2 separate regions of the Homo sapiens genome follow, and region 2 is linked to region 1. The links are chromatin loops, found by intact Hi-C in ENCODE. Cell type or tissue: uterus. All regions are shown on one strand. Region 1 overlaps UNC5B (unc-5 netrin receptor B). Region 2 overlaps CDH23 (cadherin related 23).

What was found. Hi-C counts contacts between places; a loop is a spot of excess contacts. Peaks named below come from ENCODE experiments on the same cell type or tissue, not always from the same donor. Only the 100,000 strongest peaks of a DNase experiment are listed, where the experiment ranks them.
Region 2: it touches region 1 in a loop (4-fold over the local background); 9 of 110 quality-filtered maps call a loop at or near these places.

Annotation. Positions count from the first base shown.
Region 1 is chr10:71,302,529-71,305,028 of GRCh38, reverse strand. It overlaps UNC5B (unc-5 netrin receptor B), which reads right to left. Exons shown (of 17, transcript NM_170744.5): 17 at 2,165-2,500. Among named protein-coding and RNA genes, the nearest start is that of SLC29A3, 15 kb to the left of the region's middle. RefSeq lists an enhancer at 589-1,089. In uterus, a CTCF peak has its summit at 1,545 (motif pointing left); no DNase peak of the experiment used is centred here.
Region 2 is chr10:71,620,002-71,622,501 of GRCh38, reverse strand. The region is part of intron 11 of CDH23 (cadherin related 23); the gene reads right to left. Among named protein-coding and RNA genes, the nearest start is that of C10orf105, 99 kb to the left of the region's middle. RefSeq lists an enhancer at 1-294. In uterus, no CTCF peak of the experiment used is centred here; DNase peaks (open chromatin) are centred at 161 and 1,131; H3K27ac peaks cover 2,073 bases.

The sequences.
Region 1 (2,500 bases):
GGAAGGAGGGAAATCTACTTTTCACCGATTCTGTTGTACCTCTTGATTTTTTTTTTTTAAACGGTAGGCATGTGTCATTTTCAATTAAAATGGACAAAGGTTTTGAAAATTTGCTGGGCAGTACTGTGTCTGACCTCAAGCTGTCAGCTGCAGTTGGAGTGGATTTCCTCTTCTTAGGGTCCCTAGTGGAGAAGGGGGTACACTTTTATGAGTGACAGGCCTGCAGTGTGCTGGCTGTGCCAGGCTGGCCAGTTGGGAGGGTCTTGTGCCACTGGCTCTGACCCCTCACTGGGCACCCGCACAGCCCCAGGCTGCAACCAGCCCCTTTGCTGCCTTCTCCTGGTTGTCCCTCAACCATCCCCTGGGCTTGGCACAGAAAGTAGGGTTCAAGGGGTGCAGCTGTCACACTCCTGCCTAGAGCCAGGACCCCCCACCCCACACCCTGCCAATTACAGAATTACACCAGCCAGAGGGCTCTCACAGGGTAGCAGATCTATGCCCCACATTTCACAGATGGAGAAACTGAGGCTCAGGGAAGGATAGTGACTCCACAGCATCAGGGCTGGGACCCAGGACCCCTACCTTCAGCACCAGAGCTCTTTGCACCCCACCTGCTGCCCAACCTGGTTTTAGTTGAGATTCCAAGGGACAGTGGCAGGTAGAGAATGAAGTTTAAATGGGTCGCCTTGACTCCTGGGGGACCCCAGACTGTCTGCCTGCTTGTAGGGGCTACTTGCATGAAATAGCTGCCCCACACCTGGCTCTGCCCACCCCTTAGCTGGGCTGCTGCCCGCCTCCTGTATCCCTCCCTTCACCCCCCATCCTCATGAAGCTGTCCCTTTCCTCTTCTTCTCCCTTATAAATCCTTACCCCCAAATCATCTCTGCTAGGAAGGTCATGCTGAATGTGACCGCTCCAGGTCTTCTGGGTCCCCAGGGAAAGATGATGATCTGAGCCTGGGGGTCTGCATGCAGGTGGGTGCCATTGTGCCCTGCCTGCCCCACCTCCTCCGCCAGAGGACAGACATGGGTTTTCTCTTGTCTCGGTAACTTTCAGTCTCAGACCCAGCCCACAGGTGCTCCCCATTCCCAGGAGGACAGCTAGGTGATACAGCCACATAGAACCCAGAGCCACAGGTCCCAGAAAGTCAGGGCTGGCAGGGCCTATAGGCACCACATAGTCAGGCTGTGAAAACAAGTTCCAAGGCCAAATCTATCTGGGATGTCTGTGTTAATATGAGACCAGCTGCTTCCTGCAGGGCTTTTCAGAGCCTTTAACATGCTGATTGGGCAACATGACTGTCCAAGATGGGGCCAGAGGGTGCTCTCACCCCAAACTTAAGACACCGCAGAATCTACTCATGGAGCAGGCAATCCATGCTGGGAAATTCTCAGGCCAGACTCAACTCATAAAGGGAAAGACTTGAGGTCCACAGGGTGGAGGGGACCAGCTGAAATGGGACCCTTGCCAGTCTTCTTACAGCACGTCTGTGCACGTGAGAACAAGGCACCCTCTCCTCAATAGCAAGGTACTGCTTTTATTAGCACAAGACCCTTTACTGCCATCTGCTGGAAATATCTCAGCAAATACACAAATCTACAACATACATGGGAATGGAGCCACCCTCCCCTTTAGATATGGTACTCTTGCCCAGTGCGTTACCTGCCCAACCATGCCTGGCAGCCTGGGGCGGAGTCATATGATCCCAACCTGCCCATCACTCCCTTTCAGCCTGCACAATAGTCATATATCCTAGGTGAGGTTTCTGAACTGACCTCACAGCCTCAGCACCCTTGGGGATACCCCCTTCTGAACTCCTCAGAGACGGACAGGGATGCTGGGGCTTCATCTCTGTGTCATCCCTCTCAACCATTACCTAGCCCCTGGCAGACTCACATGACAAACTCCTGAACAGATCCGGATGCACAAGGACCGGGATCCAGATGGACCACAGGCTCCTCCTTGCTGTGTGACTCTAGGGAAGTCCTTACCCCTCTCTGAACCAGTTTTCCCTTCTATAAAATGAGGCAGTTGGGCTTGCTCATCTCCTGGGGGTCAGATAGCTCTGAACTGACAGTGACACCTCCACCTTCCATGGAATTTTGAGAAGAGCAACGGAGTCATTCCCAATTACCAACAGGAAGACAGCCAAATGCAACCCGGATTTTATTAGACTAGGAAATATAATTTATTTCATAAAAATTAATTTTGTTACAATAGGAATGCTAAAGGTTATTTATAGGTTGCAGTTTACAGAATAAACAGAGGTGGGATTGGGGGCCATCCCTGGGGCCCTGCACCCCCCTCTCCCGGGCATATAACCATGTCCACAGACCTGGCAGGGGTCCAGCCCTTTGCCCCACCAAGAGCTCCCTGCACCAAAGCTCCTGGTCACCTCCCCTAAGGGACCCGGCTCAGCTGCCTAGGAGCTGGGGAATAGGGACCAGAGTGCCCTGGAGGGTCCAGGAGATGAGAAGGATCCCCTGCACCCTCAGGAGAA
Region 2 (2,500 bases), 320 kb before region 1:
GTCTGACTCTTCGGAGGGGGATGCCACACAGAGGTAATCCACTGGCGCCTAAGTGGAGGAACGTTTTCTAGGACAACTGAACAGAAAATTCCAACCCGCGCAACAAACTGTCCCCATGCAGAAGGGAAAACAGGACTGCCAGTGGCTGACTCAGCTTCCAGGCATGTTAATGAGGTGAGGCAGGGGAGGGCTGCAGGCAAGGCCAGGAGAGGAAAAGTTGACCCAAGTGGAGAAAATACAAAGAATATGTTGGGGGCAAGGGCGGCACAGGGGGTTTAAGGATATATACATTATAGGACTCCAGGTGGGTGAGTGAGTTGCCGATTCACCGTGGCTCCCCAGAACACCAAGGAAGACACAAGAAAACGCCCAGCCACCAGGTGCAGGGGAATGAGGCTGCCACAACCTTTAATTTGAAACTCAGAGATGAGCTCCCAACACCAAGGCTGACTTCTGGGGCTTCTGCCTTTTGGATTTTTTTTTTTCTGATTTGCATCACAACCAGCTATTTGCATCTCAACTGTCACAAGGTACAAATGGGTTGTTGCTGGTTTCAGCCCACCCTGTCCTTTCCTTCCCTGGTGTCTGTGGGTTTTCTATAGCCAGGCAAAGGAAAAGAAATTACTCAGTGAGACTTGACAATGTGAATGGAGTCCTTGGGAGACAGAAAGGACTGCTTTCAAGCACCTTTGTTGTTGTGAATGGTCTAGCAGAGTCTGAGACTCAGTGAGAGACTGAGCAGAATCTTCGATCTGGTGGCGGCAGTGAATTCGATTAGCATCCTCATTAGGAGAGACTGCCACAGAGTTCCTATGGAGAGGTTACACTGCTTCTTCCTTCCCTTTCTGTTTTGCATCAGCTCCCTCGACTGCCCCGCAGAGGATTTCTGAGGTCATCCTTGCTACACAAACTCAGCCAGACCTGGTTTGGAAAAAGCCCTGGGCCATCTCGCTGATACTTGGGCATTTAACCATGCATTAACTCAACCAATGCTCATTTCCAGAGTGCCATCAACGTTCCAGGCAGAGCATGAGGGCCTGGATTACACTGGTGAGCCAAACTAAGCATGCCCCACCCCCGTGCACCATTCAGTGCAATCAGGAGTTAGATTTAGTGGGATCCTCACACTAATCGTGGGCATGTGAGAGTCACGTGGCTCCACAGAGCCTGGGACAGAGGGTTCTGACTGCTCTGCTGGCTCCCTTCCCTTCAGAGAATTTACTCAACGAACACATTTTCCTGCCACACCAAGCAAATCCAGAGTCACCTTCAACCCAGACACAAATCCCAACAGATGTATTTTTTCCTCAGAAATGGACTGGCAAGAAACAACACTTTTCTAAAAATCTTTTCTCTAACAGTTGCCTGATTTCTCTTTGTGGTTCCCTGATTTTTCTGGCTCTGGACACTCAGGCAATGTTTAACTGCTTTTGCAGTCCTTCTTTTGCTCCTGTTGACAATGTGGCTAAATGCTACACGGGGGTCCCTGGGCCTGATCCTCCATCATGATGGGGCCTCCCCTATATCCAAGACTGGTCCTCTGATGCATTCACCCGGCCAGCTCCGGATTCCTCCAGAGAAGAACATGAGATACACGAGAGCAGGGCTGGGCCGAAAGCAACTCATCCCTCCCTCTTATTGAGGAATGAGCCCGGTGCCACATGAGGGATGGTTTGGGGGCCGCCCCATCTGGAGGCTGGAAAATGGCCAAGGTGACCTCAGGGTTGGGTGGCCTGGGCTCCTGGGCTGCCTCTCCTCATTGGCTCTGTCTCTGCAAGTTATTGTGCCCTGGAGAAGAGGAGGCCAGGCCTGCACTGTCAGAGACACTGACCAGCTCCCTTGGGAAAACAGCCATGGAGAGCAGGGAATGGTCCCTGGTGGGGTTGGGTGCCCTGACTGCAGCGGGTGTGCCAATGGCTGAGCCTGGGTGGGGGGCGGTCACTAGAGGCGGGTTGGACCCAGATACTCCTGGGCATTCCTGCAGACATTTCAGAAAGTGCTTCTAGCAAAGGCAGCCTGAGATAAAATCGGAGGTGTCAGGGTTACATTGCCCCCAACCAGTTGGGGTGAGCAGTCCTGGGGGGTTCCGGCCTTACATCTGGTGGCACTCGCTGGACTCAGGCCTGGTCAGGAGCTGCGGCTCCTGAATGATGACAACGGCTAACGTACTGGGCGCTGTGCCACGCCCTGTACATGCCTCCTTCTCTGTGGCAGAGACAACTACTCGGCACCTTCCCCACGCTTCCTGGCCTGCTGGTGGTGAGGTGGGGGCACATAACTAGTTCTGGCCAATAGTCATTGGGTAGAAGTCACGGAGCCACTTCTGGGATGAAGCACAGAAGAGCTGGTACTTAGCCTTCCAGCTGCCTCTTCCCTGCTGCAGGGACCGAGGGACCTGCAGATCATGCTCCTCAGCCACTACACGGGGTAGGGTTTCCCTGTCCACCTGTGCTAGCCTAGTCGTCCACGTGAGAAATCAACTTTTATGTGGGGCCTAACT